Linked DNA regions of Homo sapiens: region 1 is linked to region 2. The links are chromatin contacts, found by Hi-C or POLR2A ChIA-PET in ENCODE. All regions are on one chromosome and are shown on one strand. Each heading gives the region's core, a stretch centred on a gene start or an enhancer-like site at or near the end of the contact. The rest is flanking DNA. Distances are from core to core; before and after follow the strand shown.

Region 1 (4,329 bases), core at 1,543-4,042, 170 kb after region 2:
CCAATTAGGAGAATGTTCTTGCATTCATTTAAGAGATGATGGGAACATGGATTAATGACTCACACTAGAGATGGGCTGTCCCCTTGAGAAACAAGCTTAGCAGAGTGTCAGAGACATCCTGTCAGCACCATTGTGAGGCTGTTCTGCTAGTCTTTGGCCACTATGTAGCCACATGGGAACAATGAGCCGATCAGTTCAGTCTCCCACGGCCTTTTATGAAGGCCTGTTTGATGTTGCCTCCAGAAGCTTCTGCTAGGGGTCAATACAGGATAAGAATATTCTTCAATAGTAACACTATACAGTGTCTCCAATTGTTACCTTCCATTCTGTTTTCCATCTGGATTTATGTTCTGCTCTACTTCTGCCCAGTTCACCAGAAAGAGTTATACAATGAATACAGATTACCACATAGCCCAAGAAACTCAATGCCAAGATAAATGCCTGATGTTTCCTGCCACCCTACAAAATTTACAACACAATCCCCCTCATTATCAAACTTACACAGATAAAGTCTCTGCAATGGGATGCAACCTTACCCAACTTTTCCCCAAAATAAATTCAATTTCCAAGAAAATGAATCTTCTCTCCTTTGATCCACTGATAAATGAAGGCCTGCAATATTAACATCTTTACATCAAGGCCATCTCCCTGCCATTTGCTCCCATTCTTTCACTGGAACATGTGTAGCAACTTCAGCAAACTACAAAACTGGCCATTCTAACTGTAAGTTTGTTATATTTTTCACATTCCCAAAATTCCACAGAATTGAAAGCACACATGAGAACCTTACTAATCTAACCCCATATCCATTCACATTGAAAAATAAATTATTCAAGTGTCACTGCATTTATGCAGTAGAAACCTTTTCAAGAATAAGTGCCTGAAACCCACAGATATCGTACAACAGCCGCTCATCAAACTCAGAATAAAATAACTCCAGGCCATGGTCTCCAGGGACCCACAGGACCTCACCCTACCTACCTCTCCTACCCATCCTCTCTCACGGCCTTTCATTTGGCATGTGCAGCCACGCACCAACTCCTCCTAGTTTGCCCAGAACTTTCCTGCTTTTAGCATTTAAAATCCTGTGTCCTGGCAACCTTCTCAGTCCCAGGTAAACTGAATAGCTGGTCATCCTATCATGGGTGTTCATGCAGGCTGGTTTCTCTGCATGGAACATTCTTCTCCAAGGTGCTTCTATGGCTTATTCCTTCTCATCATTCAGTTCTCTATTCAAATAACTCTTTTCAGAAGGGCCATCCCTAACCACCTGTAGTAGTATTTATCAGTCGGTATCTAACAAAGTATGTTTTCCTTTTCCATTTAGTTACTTGTATGTCTCCTCCTCTAGCATGTAAACTACATGAAGTGCCAGTGCTATATCTTCTCTATTGTATCTCTGCCTCTAAGACCTGTGTTTAACACATGGTAGCCTCTCCAAAAATATCTGTTGAGTGAATGAATCATTTTTTATTCTAGTCTAGTTGTTATGTCATAAACCACAGGCATCACAATCATCAATATCAACACAAACAACAATTGTGTTCATTCATTCTTTCAGCAATTTAGGCTGGGTGCAGTGGCTCATGCCTGTAATCTCAGCACTTTGGGAGGCTGAAGTGGGCAGATTGCCTGAGCTCAGAAGTTCGAGACCAGCCTGGGCAATATAGGGAGACCCCATCTCTGTGAAAATAAAAATACACAAATTAACCAGGCATGGTGGTGCATGCCTGTAGTCCCAGCTACTCTGGAGGCTGAAGTGGGAGCATCACTAGAGCCTACGAGGTCAAGGCTGCAGTGAGCTATGATTGCATCAAGGCACTCCAGCCTGGGTGACAGAGTGAGACCCTGTCTCAGAATGAAATAAAATAAAATAAATAATAAAATATAATACAATTCAACAGCTTAAAATTTAAGAGCTAGTAAAATTTTGTAAAATCTGGCAAGCTAGCAACTAGGGGAAGCCACAGGATTCAGTCTGTCCATGAAAACTGTACTTGCTGAAAATGTTGCTTCCTTCATGCCCCTTTTGGAACTGATAGGACTCGCTTTCCCCCATTCTAACATGAGTCATTTCTTCAGATCTTGGGGATGCCACCTTCTGCAAATATTGTCTGTGGACCCATACATGGCAGAAGGGTAGCCATGTTCCTGAAACCTTATCCCAAGCATACACAGTACCAGATGCCTAGAACAAGTTCTGGCAGCTTCTTCAAATTCCAGGTTCTTTTCTGTTATTTCTAATTCTAAGGTTTTCCAAAATAGAATTGCCTCCCTGACCCACAGATTTGTTCATCCCAAATTACCACACCATACCACTTAGAAACACTCCCTCCTTAGCTCCCCAACGTTCCTTTATAGGTTTTTGGCACTGGAGCCACTAGTAAAAGGCCTTATACACCAGAAGGACAGCAGATGACTTTGCAGCTCCCAAAGAATATCAGGCATGATGGGGTGGGATGCAGATAGGCCCTTTTTAACTTTAAGTTCCTTTTTTAGGTTGCCAGGTACAAGACTTGATAACTTAAAAGTCCCTCCCAGCAATGGACAAGTGACCTCATTTAAAAATCTGATTGGAATAAACTTCACCCAGGCCAGACTCTCCTTAGCTTTAAAGATTAACAAAAGGTGCAGAGATTGTAGTGTCTACATCCCTGCACCTCCAGAGAGTTCTCTGGTAACTCTGCCAGGAAGGTAGGTGGGCCCCTTGAGCATAAGTGAATTGGAACAGCCTGTTTTAAAACAGGCACCAGAACCTGGCTACAGAATGTTTACTGTGCAGTCTCCTGGAGTGACTAAGTGGGCAGGCATCTCCAGGAGCCCAGCCAGGAGAGCCCTGCTTTGGAGAGACACGTCCCCACCTCCCACATGCTCCCAACCACCACCCTCTCTGCCTTCCTGCCACTGGGTGTGCAATGACACAGGAGACAGAGTGAGTCTATCTGAGGTGCTATAAAATCCATCAGTGCATATGAAGAAGAAAAGCTAAAACCGTGGGGACCACAATTTATTTCCAAATTTTATGTCCTTCAAAATCATGTTGCACATTCCTGGTTAGAGGCAGCAGATTGTGATGTTGGTTTGCTGCTTGTGGAAAAATGCTGAGGCCCATCAATATCATGGGAAATCCTTTAAGAGACTGCAAAGATTCTGTTTTTTGGAGAGTGGGCCTTTTCTACCTGGCAAAACTCTGGAATTTCAAAGGTAGAACTCAGCCCTCTTCTCTGTTTTCGCTCTCAACAGACCTCAATCCTCTTCAACTTCGGGGGCTTTGGTCTGGGCTCTAAGAAATGAAACATATTCCCCAATGGGTTTTCTTTCTTTTTTAATAAAAATATCAAAGGCATACTTATCGGTGGCTGAGGAGGGAAAGCTGTGGCAAAGGCTATTTTTTAACTGGAACATGCCCCGTGTTGTGCCTCACTCATCCAGGGGCGCTGGAAGATTGATGGTTGGACATGTGGAGGGAACTGCCACTGATTGAAATCAGACAACTGCAAGCTGTGCAGGAGAGCCAGGGGAACCCATTTTAACCACAGCCCTCCAGTCTTAGCACATTTGGACAGGGCTCAGAGGAGCTGGGCAACACTAGGAGGCCAAGGGCAGAAGGAGGGGCCGGGAAAGGCTGAAGGATGTACACTTCTCTGTGTCTCTAACTCATCTGCGCCTTTTAAAAAAAGCACCGGGCAAGACAGAACACTCCTTGCCAATGATCAGCCATGGGCCTTGGGATTTGAAATGAAAAATAATCAGTCCGCTTGCACAAGCAGAGAAAAGAGATAAAAATGATAAAGCCTGCTGTTTCACTGACCAAAACCCCTGATGCTACTGTCCCTGAATTTTGGGCAGGATTCTTTTATTTGCTTTTCAACAGGCAGGGGCCAGGGAGGAAGCCATGGGAAATTGTCAGTGTGTTACTTAGTACCCATCACCAGGATTGTAGCCAGAGTTCAGTGTTGTTAACAATTGTGCAGCTATGCACTTGAACTGAGACATTTTTATTTCATTAGGGGTGTCGGTTTACAGCCATTAGCTAAGCAGATTGGCCAGGACCAAAAGGCTTTTTTTTTTTTTTTTTAAATGTGTTATCGCCAGATCTCTCTTCTATTATTCAGGTCTTTAAAAAAGAGAGAAAGGGAGGGAGGGCGGCTGTAAGGACAATTATGTTTTGTGACTTGTCTCTATCCTCTGGCCCGAACAGTCTAAAGTAGGTTTTATTAGAAATCATTATTTAGATTCCAGCCCAGGAGCATTATCGATCGCCTGTGTATAATGGTTCCCAGATCACAGAAAGTAGCAGAGAGGGTCTCTGCTGGGCCGACATAATGT
Region 2 (4,534 bases), core at 1,117-3,616:
CCAAGGAAACTTAGCAATTGAAATGATTATCAGAAACTGGTTGTGTTTTTCATTCTAAATCAGACTGATTTCCAAGACACTCTTGGTGTGCTAGAGGAGGATGAAGAGAGGGCATTTGGAGCCCATTCTTAGTCTTCAAACTTTCAGGACACTTGAAATGTATTCTCTAGTTTGGCCTATGGTAACTCAGTCTGTTTCCCTGTTTCATTACTCCAGTGTTGGCAGGTAAAATGTATATTATATGGTTTAGAACTTTGAAGAACTTTTTGTGGGTGTCTATGCTTAAGACAATTTTAGTATTAGTAGACATTAATTATAGTCAGCAGTTTGGGGAACAAGCTAGGAATATATGGAGCCAGTGGGCTTGTTCATAATTTTTTAAAATTGGGGTTTTCTGCAGGGAAGATGCAAGAAAAGAGGCCAGATGGGTGTTATACAGGGACAGAGAAATCTCAACATCTTAGCATTTATGATGTTGTTGAAATAGTTAGCCAGTGAGGGAAGAGTGGAGAGGCTGAAGTCCACTGTCACCTGAAGGGTCTTGACCCAAGCTATGGAATTTTGGAGAGTTCTCTCCACACATCTGGGCCTCACAGTCTTCTGTTGTAAGATGAATGAGTGAGCCTGCATGAAGCCCAAGGCCCCTCAGTTCCGAAATTCTACAAGGTCAGGAAGACAGGGTGCTTTACATACAGAAATTTTACAATTATGCATTTGCTTCTGAGATAAAATGTCATGAAGATTCAAGCTTATTCTAATAAAAAATAGTGACGCTTTTTTATTTCAAGAAAGACTGCCAATTTCAGTCAAAGGAAAGTACAGTAGCTTCTAAATGGTTAACAGTCTTCCTTCGCATTTTGGGGAAGCTTAATGTACTGTTTACTTTCCTCACTGACTGTGCTTTAGACTTCAGAGTCCAAATGTGAATCGTTCCAGTTACAAACATATTTTACTGTTTTCCTTCATACTCACACTCACACACACATACACACTTCATACACACATGCATGCATATACATACACAAATTATATTTACATATTTATTTGAAACGTTTTAACTATTAAGAACTTATGCTACTTTGCAGCTTCAGGAACACTTTTTTTTTAGGTATTAGCATACATGACAATGCTTGCTATTCATTTATGGGAAATGAAACAGAAATTGGTACAATATGGGGTTTCTAGGAAATTTACTTCAGGAAGTCAGCCTTACCCAGAGTAAACTTCTGTCTGTTCATGTTAACACTTAACCTGAAACACATTGTCCAAGTCTGCTGGACTCAACTCAAGAATACAAGTACATATAGAGGTCTCAGCATCCCATAAAATGATTAGTAGCAATGCAATGTCTTTCTGATTTTGTTTGCTTTCTTGTTTTGGCACTTTACTACTAGTATGACCTTCTGCTTAGCATGGTACTACTCCAGAGAGGGTATCTTGGATCCCTCTTCTACAAAATGAGAGAAAAATTATACTCTGCCTACACAAGACAGAACCTGTACAAGAAAGATTTCAAAAATACTTTTCGCTCTCAGAAGAATGCGATGCATGAATAAAACTTGAAATTTGAAAAACTTTAATTCTCACTGATGCCCAACAGAATTTGATGTGGCTTAACGGAAAATCATTAACACAAGAGTAAGAGGAAAAGGACCAAGCCATGGGGGAGAAAAGAAGGGAATTTGTTGTTGTTGCTCTGTTTGTTTTGTTTTTTGTTTTGTTTTGTTTTGAAATAATTGAAGATCGAACATTGAATTTTCACCCCAGGGAATTTCTACATAATGACAAAATTTGTTTAATTGTGGGATTAATAGGGGGCTCAAAAGTCTTTTACTTGGAAACTGCTGAGCCTGGCGAGCAGTGACTATCAGCAGTTACCATCTGACAGTTATTCTGTGGCTTAAGGAAAATGGCTTGTGGTCGCAGTCCAATTCCTGCTGGACAGGTATCCGCATCATAAGAAACCACCACTAAATTTGGCACCTAGACGAACTATTATTGGCAGCAGAGAAAGAAGGCCTGAATCAGCATTCGGATTTGAGAGCCCTGACCATCTAACCTGGTCACTCCAGGTCAGGACTGAGAGTGGCGTGTTTGCAGGGTTTAAAGTGGGAACATTTAAGGGATTATTGCCTGATGCCATTTGACGGTCTATGAATAAAATGATTATTCAGATATCTAGCGTTTCCCATCTGGCACATTTTTATGTACTTAATTGCATCAAGAGAAGGAAACCCCCCGCCCCCTTATATTGAATATGATCTTTTATCAGCCTCTTAAAAAATACAAGCAGATACTGCAGGCACTATTACTATGTAACAGTGTATTCAAGTACTCAAGGTTGTTTTAAATAGTCATTGTGCTGACAGAGCTCACATTTTTACAGAATGACAAAGCGATGATGAGGAAAAGCAAAGAAATCCATGCCAAAGGGCCATTCAGCAGTGAAAGCATGGCTTTTAGTGAGCTTGCACGTTCGTAGGCAGTTTACTACTGACCACCTCAAGGGCAGCAGAGGCCCCATGGTGGTTCTATCCAAAGAGTGGAATTCTCAAGGCTTTATTTGCCTTAAACTTGATGTCCTAGTAGACCTGATATCTACTGCAGAGAAGTATAAATGGCTTATTCTTCCAGTAGGAGCTCACTTTGTTTCCTTCACTCCTCTATACCTGGTTGCTTTTAGTCAACACACAGTAAAATACACCCTTGAATGGAGAGAGTATACTAATGGATCAAAGGTGTTCCAAGGGCATTGCCACCAATATGTCAACAGTAGGATTTACCTGGCCCAGGGGGCCCGCCAGTCATTTAACAGGGTAGCAGTCTGGGGTGCCAATAGGCTCTGCAGCATTGTAGCTAAGGCTGACCTCAGTAGGGTGGTGCACCTCCTGCTGGTCAATAAATGAGGTAAATTTAATGGCAGCCTTTGAGGTGAACCAATGTTTTATTCCTTGGCCAAGGCTGAAAACGTGGCTGGCCATAAGGAGGAGAGGGTGATATTTAGGAGCGTGGAGAGGCAGGCAAAGTGCTCGTAAAGACCTTGGAAAATGCTTATAAACGTGGTTGAAAAGAGACAAGGCATTGGAAACAAAAGCAGATTTTCCAAACCAAATCTCTGAGATGCAATTATATATATTTTTTTTCTGGAAACAAGCTCTGGTTGAACCGTGTGGTACAACTGTTAACAGCCTTTTGCCAGAAGGAGTCAAGTAAACATGGCAAAGAAATGTTTTTCTCCTTTAGGGAATATTCACTTTTCTCTTTCCTATGACTTTTTTTTTTTCTTTTAGCCCTACCTGGAAATAGTTATAGTTGTTATAATCATATCAAACTAAATTAACGTAATTTAGAATAATTAAAGTTTTGTGGGTTTTTTCCTCTTTCTTTATACTGTATTTACTTAGTTTCTTTGCATAGTCAAAACTTTTGGCATTTGAAATCATTTAAATTAAAAATGTTGTAGATGCTTTTACAGTAAATCAAAGACAATTTTTTTTTACAAAGTTTCAATACACTTCCAAAGTCGCAGCAAGACGATAATTGTAAACAAAAGCAGTAGAACTGATGCAATTAGGGCAAATATAATCTAATTAATAACTTACCTGTAGATGATCGTGATTTGAGGGATTATAAGGACTCACAATAGTTAAAATATATTTACCTGTCATTCCATAACATTAAGAACCTACTTTCTCTCTCTCCCTTTTTTTTTAAATCTAACTTCTGACTTTCAGAGCTTCCTTTGTAAATGATTTTTAAATTGAAGGAAAGGGGTAGGAAAAAGCTCAGTAACCTTTTAATATTTTTTTATTGCTTTAATCTATACCTAGGAAATGTCAGGGTACACATTATCCAATATTTTCTGGGAGTTTTAAATTAGTCAAGTGCACAGGAAGCATTTGGTTTCCACTAAATACCTAAATACTTCCTCTTTTCTTGGTCTATTTTCTCACAATAATAGAAACAGAAGTCCTGGTCATTCGCAAAATCCTTCAACCTAAAGAAAGCTAGATGCTTTATTAGCATCTGATTAATACAGCTGCTTTTTAAAATCAACATGCTTATCTAAGCCTCTAAGATGCGATGAGTTAAAAGCTAAAATGGAAAAATGAGATTCTGGATTGCTTTTTTCCCTTGTAAACAGCACCTGGGCTCCTACCAGTCCCCACAGTTAGCCTTCTTACCGGTGAGGCCCCCATGATTAAGGCAGGTTTAACAGCTGCAGATGCCACCAGGGGGTGCCAAAGGACAGTACCTGCCTGCATAATAGGCTACAGGGCACTACAAAAGACTGGAAGAGAATTCCCTAAAGCTAGAAAATTAGAATGTAGACCCACCTTGGGCCATGATGGAGCATATTCTTATAATAATGTATTTGTTCTGAGAGGCTCTAATCACTGCAGATGGACAGGACCATTGCAATCATCTCAGAAACGTCCTCATTTTATAAATGAGTCTGCTGAGATCTAGAGAGATTGAGGATTCCTCCAACACCCATACTAGTAGACTGCGGCAGAACTGGGACCAGGACTGA

The links. Hi-C counts contacts between places; a loop is a spot of excess contacts on that map. ChIA-PET counts read pairs that join two places held with the same protein, here RNA polymerase II (POLR2A). Pooled maps may share reads with other maps.
Region 1: a map of Right ventricle myocardium inferior shows a loop between it and region 2 (4-fold over the local background). The contact joins two enhancer-like sites. A Hi-C loop is called at or near these places in 4 of 168 maps with a recorded cell type or tissue (PC-3, Right ventricle myocardium inferior, heart left ventricle and 1 more) and 9 of 50 pooled maps. POLR2A ChIA-PET finds 5 or more read pairs at or near these places in 1 of 52 experiments (activated T-cell).

What each region holds. Positions count from the first base shown.
Region 1 is chr6:133,128,264-133,132,592 of GRCh38, forward strand. No RefSeq gene overlaps it. Among named protein-coding and RNA genes, the nearest start is that of LINC00326, 42 kb to the left of the region's middle. Within about 2 kb of position 2,793, at least 9 of the 41 ENCODE cell types and tissues checked have a DNase peak (open chromatin) inside an H3K27ac peak, as active enhancers do; they include PC-3, where a contact is called at or near this core.
Region 2 is chr6:132,958,930-132,963,463 of GRCh38, forward strand. No RefSeq gene overlaps it. Among named protein-coding and RNA genes, the nearest start is that of LINC00326, 130 kb to the right of the region's middle. Within about 2 kb of position 2,367, at least 2 of the 41 ENCODE cell types and tissues checked have a DNase peak (open chromatin) inside an H3K27ac peak, as active enhancers do; they include PC-3, where a contact is called at or near this core.